2 separate regions of the Homo sapiens genome follow, and region 1 is linked to region 2. Evidence: chromatin loops called from intact Hi-C (ENCODE). Cell type or tissue: tibial artery. All regions are shown on one strand. Links, peaks and the distances in the headings refer to the core of each region. The heading gives the core; the rest is flanking DNA.

Region 1 (5,370 bases), core at 257-5,256, 50 kb before region 2:
GTAGTCCCAGCTACTCAGGAAGCTGAGGTGGGAGGATTGCTTGAGCCCGGGAGATCGAGGCTGCAATGGGCTATAATTGTGCCACTGCACTCCTGCTGGCACTCGATCTGTACCCTCAGCCCCTTGGGAGAAGCTGGGGCACTGAAATCCAATTGGCACATTGATCGGTCATTTCCCGTTGGAGACTGAGGGAAGAGCCTTTGAGCACAGGGATTTCAACCCATAAGGGGCAGGACCTCCTAGGCATGGCAGGCTGGGGGTGAGGTTCAGGTAACGAAGGATGTGCAGCTGGTTTTCTAATACAGGCTACTAAAGACCAAGTCTGGTGAAGCCTTGGCTGGCAGGGGTAGTGCAGGAAGCAGAAGGCGATATCAGGATGGTGGCAAAGGGTAATAAAGGGCAGCCAGTGCTGCTTTACAGGAGAAAGTGAATTGTGGGCTTTCCCCAGTACATTCCTTTGAATCGTCTGCCCACACCACGACCACTCTCCTTCCCACTCAGAGCTGCTGCCTAGTTTGGTCTGAAGCACAGTATGCTAGAAACATTCAAGCTATCATCAAAAATCACCAGCAGCACAGCCCAGTCAGCACTCCTCTGTCTCAGCAAGAGCACACATCCAAAGAAACCAAAGAGCTGGCACCTCTACAGAGTCAGCGCCCGCTGTGCACAGGCAAGGGCTCCATAGACGGTACCTCTTTGTGGAAGAGAGTCCTCAAAGCTTCTGGGTGCCTAGACCCAACCAGACATTCTGGAAAAGGCATTCACCTCCCTCTCCCCAGCGTCCCCAAACAACACACACACGTGCGCACTTACCACCTTCGTGTCCTACTGGCTTTCCATTCAGCTGTGCCCATGACTTTGGTCCACCTGGCACTGAATTTGTATTCTGAAAGAAGGAAGAGAATCAGAAGAGGGCCAGCTCCCTTATTCCACTGTACAATAACAGCCTATTACAACAAGGTGCTGAGAGGCCAGCACCTTAGATTCAAACCCTATACGGATCCATCCACCACCACTTTCTGAGCAGCAGCAAAGCCCTGAACCTTCCCTGTAACGCACACTCCACACAGCGGTCCCAGGGACGAGAAAATGCCAGGCCCACTCTACAGACAAGGAGCAGGATTTGGGGAGTGACCAGCTTCAAGTCACACAGACAGTGACACAGCAAAGCCAGGACCCAAACCTGTTTCTCTCCATTCGGTGCTCTGGAACCTCCCGTGTCCACAGAGAGCTACTTTATTTTGCTCCAGCGACAAAGACTAAGGCCCAGTTCCGGCATGTGTCTTTAAAACTGCGCAGCTGCTAATGAGGAACGTGAACAAAGAAGGCCAACATGCCAGATCTTGATCTGGGTGGGCTGGCTGCAGCACTTTCTGTAGTGACCGTGACTCTACAAGGCACAGCTCCCCTCCTGAGAACCCTAGGAGGTCACCTCTGCTGAAAACTCGCCAGGGTCAGCATTATGCGAAGCACACCCAGCCTGACTGAATGCTCACCACCCCCTGAGAAGGCTCTAGTCACATCCCCCACTGAGGCTCAGAGAAGAGTGACTGAGTCAGATGCAGAACAGCAGGACCAGGACCAGTCTCCAGCCTGCCTATGTCCAGTGCCCTTTCGAGTCTCTAACCACTAAGCTCACCCGTCTTTTCCACTCAACTAACATTCATCTCACAGCCTTCCTCTTCTAACTGAAGGTGAAAATACACAAAACAAAGCTGCTGCTTTGTGAAACTTCCCCACTTACTGGTAGATGTTCTAAAACTCGCACAACACTGGGCACTTCTTCTTACCTGCCCCTCACATATGAGAGAAAACCAGGTAGCAGCAAAGAAGCACTGAGCACTGGATAAGGTGACCCCTGTGCCAGTGCCAGGATGGGTTCCCCTTCCTTGGCATAGTGCTCCCCTTCAGCAATTCATTCAAATAGATGCCCAGGACCTCACCCACAGGCCCCAGTGGTGGGGTCTGAGCACATACATCTTGAACAGGCTTCAGAGGCAAATCTGATCTCTCAGCTCTATCACCTCACTCCTTTTCTTTCAAATTCTGGGAAGCAGAAAGGAACTCAACTCTAAATACTCTGACTAGCCTATGGGTCCCAGTGGATTTAGGCCAAGGAAAAGGGCATCTTGCATGATTATAGACCTCTTTTCTTGTCTTTAATTTTAAAAGCACGGTTCAGTGTTAGGTGGGGAGAGGGTGCCCTGGCAAAGCCACAGACTTCCCTGAGTATGGTTAAAGCAGAGAGGGGATGACATTTGAGACCTTATATTGCCCATGCAGCAAAGCAAAACCAAAATATGTTCATTCCCGCTGTCAAGAGAGCTGGTGAATATGAGATATCTACGTCTACTTTTAGTCTTCTAAAAAATTCATAGACTTCTCATCTAGATTTCTAGTTCTGGCTAAGTATATCCTCCTGCCAATCTCTGGAAACCTGTAGCCAGGCTCTGATGGACTGAGTGTGTTATGAGCTCTTGCTTGGTGAAATCATTACTTTCTGCTTAGAAAAACACTTAAAACATATCAACAAATGAAGGATTGTAGCTTCGTATTTCCCAAAGCGTGTTCTGAGAGACATTAGTCCCTAGAGACATTCGGTAAAGAAATGTTTCCTGGGACAAATAAATTCAGGGACTGCTGCCCATTATATCCTCTTCTCAGAGAGTCACATTAGGTATTAGCATATGAAAGGCACTGAGAAGTACCGCAGTAAAGGAGCTCGCTTCGTTTTGTTTTTCAAACTCACCTGGCCAGTGAACCTTTTTGTGACCTGCCACTTTTTGTCTTCCTGTGACCCAAGCTTCCATGGAGCTCACGTGACGCTTCCATGGAGCTTCACCCTGAACTAGTCTGCAGTCCAGCCTGAGTGACCCTGCCTCACGGTAAATCAAGAGGAACCAAAGTAGGTGCCTGTATCCTAGTCTGTATCTGAGGTCTTTTTCTAAAAGCTGCAGATTAAATTTCTTAACCACTGACCTTGACGGTTTCCCATGACGGTTTTCTAAAGTCACTCATCGGGTGTGCCTCTGGAATAGACAGGTCATGCACAACCACACTTCTCAGTAGCAACTCCTTCCATCCCCCAGCAACAAAGAGATTTAGGGGCTACCATGCCCAGGAAACAGTTGGGATGGGGTCCCAGCACCTACCTCCTGACTGATTGACTGTGTCGGTTTCTGCAAATTGGAGACAGATTTCTGCAAACCCGGCTGCGGCAGCGACTCCGGCGGCTGAGAGGCCGTCGCACTGGAACTAGACAAAGGCAGGGCAGTGGGGTCAGGCACCGCACAGAGTGCGCTGGCCAGGTCTCTGCGTTCTCAGGAGCCACAGCTGTTCAGCTGCTCACAGGAAGCAGACCTCCTCTGGCCAATAAAAATACGACTTTCCCCAGTAGATTCTTATGCTGGCAAAAACTAATAAGAAAACAAACCATGCTTAAGTTCTAGTCACTGACATTTAAAATTAGCACAAGACAGTCCTCTGACTTTTTCTTTTTCTTTTTTTTGAGACAGGGGGTCTCACTCTATCACCCAGGCTGGAGTGTAGTGGGGTAAACTTGGCTCAATGCAACCTCTGCTTCCCGGCCTCAAGCAATCCTCTCATCTCGGCCTTCTGAGTAGGTGGGACTACAGGCTTGAGCCACCTTGCCTGGCCTTTCTTTTTTAAAAATGAAACTTTTCTGCCTTCTTGTAGAGCCTTCTGTCTGCAAAAACTAAAAGCTCACTGTAAACAATGCAAATGAAGGATTTGCCAATAGGGAAATTCAATCACTGGAATGAAGGGCTTGTGCCCCTTACCCCAGACCCAGAGCCCATACCTACTCAGAGGGCTGACTTTTTAACCTTCTCTGAGTTTATAAAAGAAATACATGCTCATAGTAAAAATAAACTTATAAATAAAACTAGGTAACACAGAACATCATGATCTCATCATCCAGAGAGAAACTCCAAGCAGACTTTTCTATACCTGTTAATACAGTTTTGTTTTTAACCAGCAGAGTTTTACACTGCAGGAATACAGTATTTTTCTAACAGAAGTGGAGTGACCCCATACATAAAGCTCTATGACTTTTTTACTTCATGCATCTGAACATCTTTTCATCAACATAGAAACGGATCTTCCTTTTGCTTTTAATGAGCACACAACACAACTAGACAGGTCATAATTTAACCAGTCTCTCATATGGGTTTTTCTTCCCCCTTACAGATACAACTGCAATAAGAATTTTTTGGCTTTTTTTTTTTTTTTTTTTTTTTTTAGATGGAGTCTCATTCTGCCGCCCAGGTTGCAGTGCAGTGGCATGATCTCAGCTCACTGCAACCTCTTTCTCCCAGGTTCAAGCGATTCTCCTGCCTCAGTCTCCCGAATATCTGGGATTACAGTTATGCAGCACCACGCCTGGCTAATTTTTGTATTTTTAGCAGAGACGGGGTTTCAACATGTTGGCCAGGCCAGTCTTGAACTCCTGACCTCATGTGATCTGCTCAGTTCAGCCTCCCAAAGTGCTGGGATTACAGGTGTGAGCCACTGCGCCCGACCTACAATAAGAACTTTTTTTTCTTTTCTTTTTTTTCGAGATGGAATCTCGCTCTGTCACTCTGGCTAAAGTGCAGTGGCATGATCTCGGCTCACTGCAACCTCTGCCTCCCGGGTTCAAGCAATTCTCCTGCCTCATCCTCCCAAGTAGCTGGGATTACAGGCGTGCACGACCACGCCCAGCTAATTTTTGTATTTTTAGTAGAGATCGGGTTTCGCCATGTTGGTCAGGCTGGTCTTGAACTCCTGACCTCAGGTGATCCACCCTCCTCGGCCTCCCAAAGTGCTGGGATTACAGATGTCAGCCACTGCACCCGGCCAAGAATTTTTTTTAATACATATCTTTGCACCATTTTTCTGTAAGTAATTCCATAGCATACGACCTTAGAAATGGAAATGCTGGATCAAAAGATATTTTGAAGTTTAAATGATTGCCAGGCTGCCCTCCAAAAAAAGGCTGTGTCAGTGAATTTACACTCCACAGGTGAAGTGATGAAATCAACAAGAAATGGCCGAATGAAGGTTTCTGCTCTAACTCAGCGCTCCGGTCACAGTAGGCAACTTTTCACTCAACGAGATTCAAGGAGGGCAGCCACCCCCCTGGTGGGAACTCCTCCAATACAAGTGGCTTATCTGTAAATGGAAGCCAAACTCTATACAGACACCCTCTTCCAAGATTCACCTGACCCAGGCAACTCACCATTCGTGATTATTACAAACAGAAGGCTACTGATCGGGTTCTTACATCTCCTTCTACCTAAAAGAGAAGCTTCCAAGTAGTCGCACTTTTGTGTTCTCCAAAACTAAGCACTGAGTCCCCACGTTGTGGGC
Region 2 (5,370 bases), core at 312-5,311:
GGCGACAAAACAGGACTCCATCTCAAAAAAAAAAAAAACAAAAAAAAAAACAACCATGTTCCGAGGTTTTAGTTCTGGTTCTGTCTCCAACCAGCAGAGCTAGCCTTTTGGTGCCTAAGAGTTTCTACCTGCGAAAATTGGGTGGGGAGCACTGTGGTGTCTCTCCAGCTGGGATCCCCAAGCAGAGAAGAGAGCTTGGCACAAAGTAAGCACTCAATCTCCATGGTGGTTGAAAAGTGGATGCCTGGACAACTGAGGCCAAAATCATGGCTCCTGACCAACCACACAAAACACACGGCTCACAAAACCAGCCAAATAAGCACATGCACTAAAGCCTCCAAACCTCAGCAAGCCTGGAGGTGGGTGCCCAGCCTCCCTTCCCCTACTGTCACCACTATGGGGACAAAGCATCCAGCAAGGTGTCAGAGGAAGAAAACATACCTGGTGTTTTGAATACCTGCACTTAACAGTCGAGAAAATAGAGCATCAGAAAGTTCAGTGACTTGCCCAGCCAGGCACAGTGGCTCATGCATGTGATCCTAGCACTTTGGGAGGCCAAGGTGGGCGGATTGCCTGAGGTTGGGAGTGTGAGACCAGCCTGACCAACATGGAGAAACCCCATCTCTACTAAAAATACAAAAACTGAGCCAGGCATGGTGGCGCATGCCTGTAATCCCAGTTACTTGGGAGGCTGAGGCAGGAGAATCGCTTGATTCACCAGGGAAGCGGAGGTTGTGGTAAGCCGTGATCCCAGCACTGCATTCCCGCTTGGGCAACAAGAGCGAAACTCTGTCTCAAAAAAAAAAAAAAAAAAAATTGAAAGGAGCCAGGCGCAGTGGCTCACACCTGTAATCCCAGCACTTTGGGAGGCCAAGGTGGGTGGATTGCCTGAGCTCAGGAGTTCGAGACCAGCCTGGGCAACATGGTGAAACCCCCATCTCTACTAAAATACAAAAAATTTGCCAGGAGTGGCGGCATGCACTTGTAGTCCCAGCTACTTGGAAGGACGAGGCAGGAGAATTGGTTGAATCCGGGAGGGGGAGGTTGCAGTGAGCCAAGATCATGCCACTGCACTCCAGCCTGGGCAACGGAGCGAGACTCCGTCTCAAAAAAAAAAAAAAAAAAGGTAAAAGGAGGGGCCAGGTGCGGTAATCCCAGCACTTTGGAAGTCCAAGGAGGGCGGATCACGAGGTCAAGAGATCGAGACCATCCTGGCCAACATGGTGAAACCCTGTCTCTATTAAAAATACAAAAATTAGCTGAGCATAGTGGCGTGTGCCTGTAGTCCTAGCTATTCAGGAGGATGAGGCAGGTGAATCACTTGAACCCAGGAGGCGGAGGTTGCAGTGAGCCAAGATCGCGCCACTGCACTCCAGCCTGGTGACAGAGCAAGACTCTGTCTCAAAAGAAAAGAAAAGAAAAAAAGTGCTGGGCGTGGTGGCACACGTCTGTAATCCCAGCACTTTGGGAGTCCGAGGTGCGCGGATCACCTGAGGTTGGGAGTTCAAGACCAGCCTGACCAACATGGTGAAACCCCATCTCTACGAAATACAAAAAATTAGATGGGTGTGGTGGTGTATGCCTGTAATCCCAGCTACTCGGGAGGCTGAGGCAGGAGAATTGCTTGAACCTGGGAGGTGGAGGTAGCAGTAAGCCAAGATTGCACCACTGCACTCCAGCCTGGGCAACAAGAGGGAATCTCCATCTAAAAAAAAAAAAAAAAAAAGTAAAAGTAAAAGTTGATGAAATTAATTTTAATAATGATTTTTTTTTTTTTTTAGACAGCGTCTCGCTCTGTTGCCCAGGCTGGAGTGCAGTGGAGCAATCTCGGCTCACTGCAACCTCGGCCCCCCGCCCACAATGCGTTCAAATGATTCTCATGCCTCAGCCTCCTACATAGCGTGTGCCATCGCACCCAGCTAACTTTTTGTATTTTAGGTAGAGATGGGGTTTTGCCATGTTGGCCAAGCTGGTCTTGAACTCCTGGCCTCAAGTGATCCACCCACCTGGGCCTCCCAAAGTGCTGGGATTACAGGCATGGGCCACTGCACCTGGCCTAATAATGAATTTTATTTAGCCTACTATATCAAAAATATTACTGTTGCAACAGGTAATTAATATTTTAAAATTATAAATGAGATCACTGACATTCTTTGTGGTCACATGAAGTCTTCAAGTCCGGCATGTATTTTATACTTTATAGCACATGCCACTCAGTGCTGGGCAGGTTTCACACTCTCGGTGGTGGCACAGGGGCAGTGAGCTCTTTACCTTCTCCACTGTTCCTCACAGCCTTTGCCAAAGTTTGGGAAGTGGAGGAGATGACAGTACCGTGAGAGGCAGGATGACCGCATCTGTCTTATTTGATGCAAATCCCTCAGGGATTAAGTCTGGCACAAGGGAGATATCGGTCTAAGGCTCAGGAGGACAAGGACTTAGTCCATTTGGTTCTCTGCTGTGATGGTTAATACTGAGTGTCAACTTGATTGTATTGAAAGATATAAAGTATTAATCCTGGGTGTGTCTGTGAGGGTGTTGCCAAAAGAGATTAACATTTGAGTCAGTGGCCGGGGAAGGCAGACCCACCCTTAATCTGGTGGGCACAATCCAATCAGCTGCCACGGAACATAAAACAGGCAGAAAACTAAGAGAGAGAGAGACAGGTGGCCGGGCGCGGTGGCTCACGCCTGTAATCCCAGCACTTTGGGAGGCGGAGACGGGCGGATCACCTGAGATCGGGAGTTCGAGACCAGCCTGACCAACATGGAGAAATCCCGTCTCTACTAAAAATACAAAATTAACCAGGCGTGGTGGTGCATGCCTGTAATCCCAGCTACTTGGGAGGATGAGGCAGAAGAATCGCTTGAACCCGGAAGGCTGAGGTGGCGGTGAGCCGAGATCGTGCCATTGCACTCCAGCCTGGGCAACAAGAGCGAGACTGTCTCAAAAAAGAAAGAAAGAAAGAAAGAAAGAGACAGGCCTAACTTCACAGCCTACATCTTTCTCCCAAAGTTCTTCAGTTTTGGAACCTGGACCGGCTCTCCATGCTCCTCAGCTTGCAGACAGCCAGCCTGTTGTGGGACCTTGTGATCGTGTAAATTAATACTTAATAAACTCCTATATATATATATGACTTATATATATATATGATTATATATATCCTACTAGTTCTGTCCCTCTAAGAGAACCCTAATACACCTGTGCTATCCTTAGCATCAAGCATGGTGCCTGGCAAATAGTGAGTGCTCAATGAATTTGGTTGGTTTGTTGAATGGCAGAATGGGTGTCTGGCCCTTGACCTCATTGGCTACAACAGAAGGGACCCTGGGACTCATAGGGTTACCCGTTTTTATCATCTGACAAGAGAGGACATAAGCGTATGAAAAACCTGGAAGGACGTGGGTGTTCTGGGAAGACAGATGAGGAAGTATTAAGGGGGGAAAGTCAAGTCAAAGGCTCTGTTCCTCGGGCAGATCTGGAAGTGGGGTGACACCCTCTGGGGACAGTGGGAGCTGCTGCATCCCTGGGAGTTAAAAAGCCACAGGCATAGGCCAGGCGCAGTGGCTCACACCTATAATCACGGGACTCTGGGAGGCCAAGGCAGGAAAACTGCTTGAACCCAGGAGTTCAAGACCAGCAGCATAGGCAACAGTGAGATGCCCCATCTCCACAAAAAAATTAAAAAATTAGCCGAGAATGTTGGTGCACACTTGCAGTCCCAGCTATTCCGGAGGCTGAGGTGGGAGGATTGCTTGAGCCCAGGAAGTCGAGGCTGCAGTGAGACATGTTCACGCCACTGCACTCCAGCCTGGGCAACAGAGCAAGACCCTATCTCTTAAAAAAAACAAACAAACAGAGATCCTTCACTTGCCCCGTAAAACTCAATGGTTAGGCTACATCCAAACCACATCCCAAGTTCAGGAAATCCTCTTCTCTCTGCACTTCTCTCTGAGATGACAACAATAAGAATGATGGCCGGGCGCCGTGGTTCACGCCTGTAATCCCAGCACTTTGGGAGGCCGAGGTGGGCGGATCACGAGGTCAGGAGATTGAGACCATCCTGGCTAACATGGTGAAACCCCATCTCTACTACAAATACAAAAGATTAGCCGGGCGTGGTGGTGGGCGCCTGTAGTCCCAGCTATTCAGGAGGCTGAGGCAGGAGAATGGCGTGAACCCAGGAGGCGGAGCTTGCAGTGAGCCGAGATCACACCACTGCACTCCAGCCTGGGCGACAAGGCGAGACTCCGCCTCAAAAAAAAGAATGAGGATAGCTGTTGTTTACTGAGCATTTTTCTGGGCCAGGCATGCTGCTAAGATAACTTAATTAACACTTGCAAGACTGTTATTATTTCTCCCACTTTACGGATAAGGAAATTTAGGTCAGAAGTTAAGTGACTTACATAGGCAAGGACACAAATGACATGGGTAGCCGAGCCAGGACTAGAAGAATCCAGCAGTGCCAGTCTGGGAAGTTTAGCCTTTCCAGGGGAGAGCAAGGCTGATGTGCTGGGCCAGCTGTGGCAGCTGCTGTCTGTGGTCTGAGGCTGCCAGTGAGGGCTGGCTCCTGGGTGGGATTTCCCAGGACATTTGGGGGACCCTGAAGGAAACTTTTTTTTTTTTTGAGACGGAGTTTTTCGCTCGTTACCCAGGCTGGAGTGCAACAGCACGATCTCAGCTCACTGCCACTTCCGCCTACCAGGTTCAAGTGATTCTCCTGCCTCAGCCTCCCAAGTAGCTGGGATTATAGGCATGTGCCACAGTGCCCGGCTGTTTTCTTTTAAATATTAGGAAACTTACTGGTGTAGCTCATGCCTGTAATCCCAGCTACTCGGGAGGCTGAGGCAGGAGAATCGCTTGAACCCAGGAGGCAGAGGTTATAGTCAGCCAAGATCACACCATTGCACTCCAGCCTGGGCGACAAGAGTGAAACTCCATCTCAAAAAATTAAATTAATTAACTAAAAGGAAACAAAACACAACCCAACACTTGCTCATTGGTTCATGCCCACTCTCTCCAGCCTTGCTCTCCTGGTTTCACTCAGTTACTTCCTGTCCATCTTCCAGCTCTGGTTCCACTCCTGTTACAGCCAATGTGAAAATGTCTCCTTCGACCAGGCGCGGTGGCTCACAGCTGTAATCCCAGCACTTTGGGAGGCTAAGGTGGGTGGATCACTTGAGGTCAGGAGTTCATGACTAGCCTGATCAGCATGGTGAAACCCCGTCTCTACTAAAAAAGTGCAAAATTAAGCCAGGCGCAGTGGCTCACGCCTGTAATCCCAGCACTTTGGGAGGCTGAGGCGGGTGGATCACAAGGTCAAGAGTTCAAGACCAGCCTGGCCAAGATGGTGAAACCCCATCTCTACTAAAA

The links. A loop is a pair of places that touch in the nucleus more often than their neighbours do. Peaks named below come from ENCODE experiments on the same cell type or tissue, not always from the same donor. Only the 100,000 strongest peaks of a DNase experiment are listed, where the experiment ranks them.
Region 1: it touches region 2 in a loop (3-fold over the local background); 31 of 110 quality-filtered maps call a loop at or near these places.

What each region holds. Positions count from the first base shown.
Region 1 is chr9:131,434,505-131,439,874 of GRCh38, reverse strand. PRRC2B (proline rich coiled-coil 2B) reads right to left here. Exons shown (of 32, transcript NM_013318.4): 4 at 3,153-3,255; 5 at 814-886. Among named protein-coding and RNA genes, the nearest start is that of PRRC2B, 43 kb to the right of the region's middle. RefSeq lists enhancers at 1,850-2,823, 2,824-3,799. In tibial artery, for the core only: no CTCF peak of the experiment used is centred there; no DNase peak of the experiment used is centred there; H3K27ac peaks cover 2,929 bases.
Region 2 is chr9:131,384,596-131,389,965 of GRCh38, reverse strand. It overlaps a transcript of PRRC2B not described here. Among named protein-coding and RNA genes, the nearest start is that of PRRC2B, 6.8 kb to the left of the region's middle. In tibial artery, for the core only: no CTCF peak of the experiment used is centred there; no DNase peak of the experiment used is centred there.